3 separate regions of the Homo sapiens genome follow, and regions 1 and 3 are each linked to region 2. A link is a loop called in an ENCODE intact Hi-C map of the cell type or tissue named here. Cell type or tissue: mammary epithelial cell. All regions are shown on one strand. Region 1 overlaps IQCJ-SCHIP1 (IQCJ-SCHIP1 readthrough). Region 2 overlaps IQCJ-SCHIP1 (IQCJ-SCHIP1 readthrough). Region 3 overlaps IQCJ-SCHIP1 (IQCJ-SCHIP1 readthrough).

What was found. Hi-C counts contacts between places; a loop is a spot of excess contacts. Peaks named below come from ENCODE experiments on the same cell type or tissue, not always from the same donor. Only the 100,000 strongest peaks of a DNase experiment are listed, where the experiment ranks them.
Region 1: a loop joins it to region 2, with 2.5 times the contacts of the local background. A loop is called at or near these places in 7 of 110 quality-filtered maps.
Region 3: a loop joins it to region 2, with 7 times the contacts of the local background. A loop is called at or near these places in 31 of 110 quality-filtered maps.

What each region holds. Positions count from the first base shown.
Region 1 is chr3:159,671,606-159,674,105 of GRCh38, forward strand. All of the region lies in intron 4 of IQCJ-SCHIP1 (IQCJ-SCHIP1 readthrough), which reads left to right. All of the region lies in intron 1 of SCHIP1 (schwannomin interacting protein 1), which reads left to right. Among named protein-coding and RNA genes, the nearest start is that of IQCJ-SCHIP1-AS1, 96 kb to the right of the region's middle. In mammary epithelial cell, a CTCF peak has its summit at 1,316; no DNase peak of the experiment used is centred here.
Region 2 is chr3:159,762,111-159,764,610 of GRCh38, forward strand. The region is part of intron 4 of IQCJ-SCHIP1 (IQCJ-SCHIP1 readthrough); the gene reads left to right. It overlaps SCHIP1 (schwannomin interacting protein 1), which reads left to right. Exons shown (of 8, transcript NM_014575.4): 2 at 2,333-2,500. Among named protein-coding and RNA genes, the nearest start is that of IQCJ-SCHIP1-AS1, 5.3 kb to the right of the region's middle. RefSeq lists silencers at 1,474-1,693, 1,804-1,883 and an enhancer at 1,982-2,500. In mammary epithelial cell, CTCF peaks have their summits at 325 and 1,503; DNase peaks (open chromatin) are centred at 1,081, 1,651 and 2,151; H3K4me3 peaks cover 1,771 bases; H3K27ac peaks cover 2,376 bases.
Region 3 is chr3:159,619,656-159,622,155 of GRCh38, forward strand. All of the region lies in intron 4 of IQCJ-SCHIP1 (IQCJ-SCHIP1 readthrough), which reads left to right. All of the region lies in intron 1 of SCHIP1 (schwannomin interacting protein 1), which reads left to right. Among named protein-coding and RNA genes, the nearest start is that of IQCJ-SCHIP1-AS1, 150 kb to the right of the region's middle. In mammary epithelial cell, no CTCF peak of the experiment used is centred here; a DNase peak (open chromatin) is centred at 1,446.

The DNA of each region.
Region 1 (2,500 bases), 91 kb before region 2:
TTATTAGATCAGCTTCTGGGCCAGCCTGTCATTTACTGGCAGTGTGGTGCAGATGCCTAAGCTGTCTTCTGCTGGCATTATTCTTTAATTTCTCCCCCTAAAATGTTCACTATGAAGCCATTGGTTTAACTCAAACTAATGAGTTCATGATATTTTTTTCCTGAGACTGGGACTTTGATTTAAAAATCACTTTCAAAACCCTTGGCGTTTTAGGGGAGACAGTATTAAGGAACAAAGAGTCTGAGAAATGCGAGAACCCAGCTCTGAATGAATCCCATTTTCCCAGAAGCCTCCATGTATTTCCCCAAACAGGGAGTGACCTGCAATTCCACACCAGGAGAGCACTTGGTACTAAAAAGAATGTGTGATCATATTAACTAATTGATATACTCCATGAAAATCGCTCAAAACAATCCTTTGACAGAGCAAGTTGGGGATAATTGGAACCTCAAATGTCACTAAAATCTGATATCTCACAAGGACTCCAGAATTGAACTTTGAAAAACTATTAGTCATTACAGAATGTCCTCCTGCTGCTGCAGTGGCAAAATTTTCTTTTCTGAATCTATTTATTATCTACTGAGGCTGCTGGCTTATCATTCTTCACAAGGTATGGAGATAATCAAATGAGCACATGAGTATAGTAAGTGCTTGGCACAATTCTTGGAACATAGTAAGCACTCAATAAATGTTAGCTCTTATTACTACATATTCCCTTATTTTGAAATGACATTAACTACTGTGACAACTAAAGTAGATCAGGGTCATTCTGCTGCCATGCAAGGCAGTCTCTTCACATGGGTGCTGCTATTTACACCATCCACATGTTACTTTAGTTTCTAGCTAAGCCAAGAAAAAAGATTGGAACTTAAAGCCCAGGTCAGCCACTTACTCTACAATGAGTAATGATTCTTAACTGGAGCAATTTTGCGCCCCTACCCAGGACATTTGGCAATGTCTTGAGATATTTTTGGTTGTCATACTTGATGGGTATTCTACTAGCATAGACAGAAGCCAGGGATTCTAAACATCCTACAATGCACAGGACAGCCCCTCACCTCACAAAAACAACAACCATTTAATCCCAAGTGTCATTACTGCCAAGGTTGAGAATTTTTGCTCTATGAGAGACCTTGCTGGAATATTTAATCTTACTGGTCCTCAGTCTCCTCATCTCTAGAAAGGAGAAGAAATAGCATCCTACTTGTAAGCTTGTCTTAAATAAAATATAAGTAAAGGTAAATGAAAAGTGCACTGTGGAGTCTCTGGCACAGAAAACCCTGATGGTTACACTAGTAGTAATAGAAGTGGTGGTGGCGAGTACTGCAGTTTCTAATACAACATGCCCCTCCCTATTCACACCACAGGAATGAGAGAGTCTCTGAACCATATAAGCTCTTTTTGTTATCCAAATAAGAAAAAAAGTAACCGAAACCTGTTTACTTCTTTTGTTTCTTGTATTGGCCTTTTAGAGGTTTCTAAAAAGGCTCCTCAATGTTTCCCGCCTCCTCCAATACACAAAAATCCCAGTTGTCCAGTGACACAGCCTTGAAACAATGTTTCTGTTCTGTTAGTTATTTGGTTATCATTGACACTGGGTCTCTGCCTTAATTAAGCTAATACCTTCACAGAAAAAACATGCAACAGTAAGGTACAAAGTCTCAGCTGTGCAGAGCCTGGTGAGCAGTCTGCATGGCCCTGCTCTGGAGTTACTTCTCCAGCACTTCAAAGAAAATGCACTGATCCTGTATCCTGCTTAGCTATAGCCATGTATGTCTGTGACTTCTTGATACTGCTATAGACTATTTCTTCAGTATGCAGATACCATTGCTTTGGAATGTGTTGATTAAATTGATCAAAAAGGCATAGCTGAGGCTGATTTGGCAATCTCTCACCTGATTCCATATCTCTTGTCAGTAATGTTAGACAACAGGTTCCTGGAGGAAAGAACTTTGGAAAGTTCTCATGTGAGCAGCTATATAGGCCCAGTTTGGAGTTTTCCTCTGGGATGCAAATGAGTTACCGCAAATCCTTCTAGGTCCCCTGAAAGGAGGTCCCCATTTATCTCTAGAAATGCGTAAGCCAGCTTGCCCTTTGTCAGAGGGGAGAGCTGAGGGAGAAAGTTACTTGCTATCTAATATGTTGTTTCCCACCAGGAAATGACTTAATATTAAAAACAACAACAACAACAACAAAAAACATGTGCAGCCTCATTTAACATTCATTCAATGACAGTAGGTTTACCAAATGCCAACCATGTTTGGGACACTGTGCTAGGCCCAGGATACAAAAATGAACAAGCCAGTCGCTGCCATCAGGATGTTCCCAGTATGCTGCTCTCTCCTCCTGCAGTTCCTTCTACCCTGGTACCCCCTGTTATGAAAGTGTTTACCCAATGCTTTCCATGGAGCTTATCTAACCTACCTGAAACCGTCTCTTTACATATTTTTATCACACTACTTCCTTTGTTCTTCAAAGTTATTTCCAAATATAACTCATC
Region 2 (2,500 bases):
CCTCCACCCCGCTGGAGTGGCAGGCAGGGCTCCACAGCAATCTCAAAATCAAACCGTATTTGGAGCACAAGACAGGCTGTTTACAGATGTTACCATAAAAGACAATTTAAATAATCATCAGTACCGTTTTACAAAACAGCTGGCCAGACCGGAAGGCCCCTTTTCCAGTTATTCCTAAGATTGCTGCTTCCAGAGGAGTTGAAAGGTTAGATTACCTTCCCTGGCTCAGGTCTACCTAGCACAGGAGAGTCGTGCCTCACAGAAATCACTTCAAAAAGGATCTCAGCACCACATCCCACTAGGGCTTAGAAGAATCCTCAGGGTGGCAGCCACTCCCTACTTAGGAATCCCATGCATTCCCCTCTTCTTCCATCTGGACTGTGCCACGCCAGGGAATTCATTTGGTCCAGGCTAGAATTCACTGGGAACAATTAGCAACAGGCCCAAATCTGGAAGTTCAGAGAAATTGGTTCTCTCCGATTTGTTATAAAATTAAGTAATATTTTTCACAATCACCACAGAGAAAAGGGCATTTCCTAGTTTCCCAGTTCTTACAGGTCAGAATGGTTGGTTCACAGGAAATCCTTAGTAGGCGCTCTGTGATGCATCTATGTTTTTCCAAGTGTTGGTATTTTTCATTTAATAGAACCTTCTTCCAAAGGAGATTAGCTGCCAGACTCAGGCAGCCCGTACGTTTTTGAAAACGCCAGCATAGGTTTGACTCAGGTACCTGAAATATCTAAGGAAGCAAAGGCAGCGGATGTGCCAAGGGCACCCTCACCTGATATCTACCTCTTCCCCTCCTTTAAGGTCCCCTTGATTGGAGGTGGCGGAAAGAGTCTCTGGTGGCTCGCCCAACCCTTTAGAACATTCGCCCCTACCCGCTTCCCCTGTCTCCTTGCCAGGCAGGAGTCCTTTCTCGCACTTACCCTCCATTCCCCTTACACACACCTCGCTGAGGTCATCCTCAGCGTGCAGCCCGGAGGGGAAGGGAAACGTGAGCTAAAGCAACAGGTTCCACCCACAGCCTGAACTTGGAAGGGGATGCGGCGGCGGCAAGGCGGCTGGAGCTGCGCGGTGGAGGGAGAGGAAGCGGCGAGGAGGAAGGTGGAAGGGAAATGATGGTGCATGACCACCGAGCACACGTCACTCGGGCTCCCACATGGGCTTGTGTATGTGCGTGTGTGAGGGGAGGGAGGTCCTTCACAGGGTCACTCGGGCACTTCCGCGTGGAATAGGAGGCGCCAGGCTCGTGCTTTGGGATGCCGGGTGGCTTCGGCGGGGTAACGAGTCACGCAGAGACGGCTTGAGGCAAGCCAAGAAAATACGGGTGTCGGCGTGAAAATACACCACTCTTCCCAGCGCGCCGCCCTTGCTAACTGGCTGGACCTGCGCCCCTAACGCCCAGTGCCCCCTTCTTTTGGGCCTATCTTGGCCCCTCCAACCCCATCCCAGCCTGCCTCCTGCTCCAGCCTGCCGCCGCGAAAACCGGGACTGCGGACTGCGCCGCGCCCGGCAGCCTCTGGGCATGCTCGGTGGCGGGACCGGCTCCACCGCCAGGAGGGCGCGTCCTCCCTCCCCTAGGGCGGTGACGGCGCCTGCAGCGACTTGCCGCCGCGCCCCGGCCAGGCACACCTTTTGGGGAGGCGGGGGACCACCCTGCCCGGCGTGGGCCGAGAGCGCCCCCCACCCCGAGCCTTCCGGCGGGTGGGAGGAGGGGCCGGCCAGGGAGACGCGGAGGCGGGAGTGAGACCTCCGACTGCCAGCGGTTCCTTACAAAGTAAAGCTCAGCTCGCGCGCGGACCCGGGCTCCCAGCCGCGGGCGGGGAAGGGGCGGGGCGGGGCGGGGCCGGGCCGGGCCGGGCCGGGGCGGGGGGTGGTCTCAGCGCCTAGAGCGAGATGCGAAATTAGTAGCCGCCCACCCCCTTCTCAGTTCCCGCCCCCAGGGAATTATAATTTCCTGGGAAAGTGTCTGGTTCTCGGAGAATCCTTGGGGCGGGGTAAAGGGGCGCGCCTGGCGCAAAATGGTTAATACAAAGTCTGCGCGCGCCGCGGGGCCCCTTGTATGAAAAGTGTGCGCGCTGGTGGCTGGGCACCCCTTTGCTAATTTGAGGGTTAGTTACCGGCAGGAAGTCTGGTTGTGCGAGAGGAAAGGCGGGCAGGAGGGAAGCCTCAGGCTGGTGCTGGCTCCCGCCCCCAGGCCTCCTTGGGGGACGCACCTCTGACCCAGCGGGCGCAGGGTGCGGGGCACTGAGCCGGGGCATTTGGGGCGGGTGGCGGGAGGCTGGAGCAGGCTTGGCCCAGCAGCTCACTCTCTACCTCCTCCCCCTAGGATTACCGAGAGGATGGGATGGATCTAGGCAGTGACGCCGGCAGCAGCAGCAGCAGCAGCCGCGCCAGTTCACAGTCCAACTCCACCAAAGTGACCCCTTGCTCCGAGTGCAAATCTTCATCGTCGCCGGGGGGCAGCCTGGACTTGGTGTCTGCCCTGGAGGACTAT
Region 3 (2,500 bases), 140 kb before region 2:
CATAAAACAAATTTCTGTAGCTGGGGAAACTGTACACTTTTTGTTTGTTGTTATTGTTTTTAATCTAGGCTGCAATCCAAAAGTTTGCAGCATGAGTGAACTGTTGTGGTTTGCTTTCTAGTTTTATTTGGCCTAGAAAAAGAAAACAAATGGCAGTGCTTCGTGTAACATCATATATTAGAGGTTTCTAGTGCTTGGTATTTGCCTTATCATTTTCAAAACAGAATCTTAGAAAGGGGGAATGCTAAAACATGAAGTCCATGGTATATAAAGCAGTTCTTTACCAAGTAGTAAAAGCATTAATAAAATCAAATTTACCTTCATAACAACAGTGTACCTAGGTGAGTAGAAAATACATTTATCTCATTTTATGGATAGGTATACTGACTCAGTCTAGGACCCATCCCATTCTAAGGTCATTCACTGTAGAAACACAGAATCAGCTGGAGATAGACCAGTGCCTCTGTCACTGTCCCAGAGTTCTTACCCTCTGTGCTTGCTCCCTGCCTTGCAGAATATAAGAGATTCATTTAATTTTGAAGCATAACACTTCATGTGAAGGGCCCTATAAAAAAATGTGTGACAAGGCCCTACTAATTTTGTAATACTAAAATGTATCTCTGATGCCACTGAGTGTTGCATATTTATTAGAGCTTTTGTTCTGGTCCAAAATGGAAAATGGGAAACAGGATAAGAAAAATGGCACTAAGAACTCCATGATAGGCCATGCATACTTCTGTGGAATGGCATGTTCCTTTGAAGATTTGATTCATCTGGAAGCTATGACATGCATAAAGCCCAATTTCAACTGGATAAAGAAATAGACAATGGCATTCATCCGAGTTTTGTGGTGACTGGAAAGAAGTTTGGTAAAGTAACATAGCAACCATGTCCCTTCTTTCTTTTCATGCCCAGACTCTTCAAGTGAACTGACCCTATAATTCTTGGGAAATAATACACTTTGCAGAACATTGTAAGAAGGCACCATTGGAGGCAGACCAGATGCTGTGGACTGGGTCCCACTCAGTTCTGTCCTCACACCTGGTGCAGTGCTGGGCACATTCTGTGTGATCATGGGCATGTGGTGCCTGTGTTTGGCTTGTTGGGTGTAGAGATCAGTTGACCATGTCAGAAAAACTAACAGAACCATGGAGGATCATGAGCAAAGCCTTTTCTTTTCCTTGAATATAGCTTCAGGCTTTTTTTAAAAATTGTTTTAATTATTCTTCTCATGGCATCCCTTAAACTACCTAATCATGGAATTAGCCTGACAGTCGGATTGTAGCTCTAAGTTTGTATTTTCTGGTATTTGCACAAATATGTTAAGCATCTAAAAATATAACATTTCAACATGCCTTTTATAAGTAAGCAAATGCCCAGCACCTTTCTGACATCCCGACTGAGTCATCTATTACTCACTATGATGGGAAGGAAATCAGCGGCAGGCTATGTGATGAGAAACACTGTTGATGTGGTACCATATCACTGTCAGGTGTGCTCCCGTGTTCACCTAAAACCCTGCAGGTTCCTGGGATGCAGAAAGCTGGGAAGAATAGTAAGTTGATGAGTGGACAGGAATCTGCAAGACTTGTACATGTTTCAAAGAAGCACCAACTCTGTATATGCCAAGTATACTGTAAGTACCATAATGGGAGGAAATTCAACAATTTCAAGCTAACATTAAAGACCGCTTCTTTTTCTGAATACTTAGCTGAAGAAACTCAGGGCTTCTGAAGGACAGACAAGTTCTTCATAGCCACTAACAGTTTTTAATCTTTGCAATTCTGATATAACTCAAATATCTCCAACTCTTTATCTCACAGTATTCATTTGCATCTCCAGTGCCTACAGTAAAGCCAACTTGGAGTGAAACCATTGTGTTCCCCAATGAGGCTGCTAATCCTTTCATTTTCTAATAATATAACAACTATATATGCTTCTTTTTTTAAAGGCAGCTGAAGCAGAATGGGTGTGCATGTGTGTGTGGTTTTTTTGTTGTTGTTGTTTTTGTTCTTTGTTTTTTTTTTGAGACAGAGTTTCAGTCTTGTCACCCAGGTTGGAGTACAATGGTATGATCTCGTCCCACTGCAATCTCCGCCTCCTGGCTTCAAGTGTTTCTCCTGCCTCAGCCTCCCTAGTAGCTTGGATTACAGGTGCCCATCATCATGCCTGGCTAATTTTTGTATTGTTAGTAGAGACGGGGTTTCACCAGGTTGGCCAGGCTGATCTCAAACTTCTGACCTTAGGTGATCTGCCTGCCTCGGCCTCCCAAAGTGCTGGGATTACAGGCGTGAGCCACTGTGCTCAGCCCTGCATGTATGTTTTAATAAGGCATCTGTCTCCAAGCCACAAGGCCCCTGGCAAAACCTCTAACCCTTTCCCTTCAACACAGCGGCATCCCTTTTTATCACAGAAGTGAAGGTGTAAATAGTTCCAGAGATTCACAAGGCAATTCCAAAGCAGCTCTGTTTTCAGTCAGGCTTCCCAGAACCTACTTTGC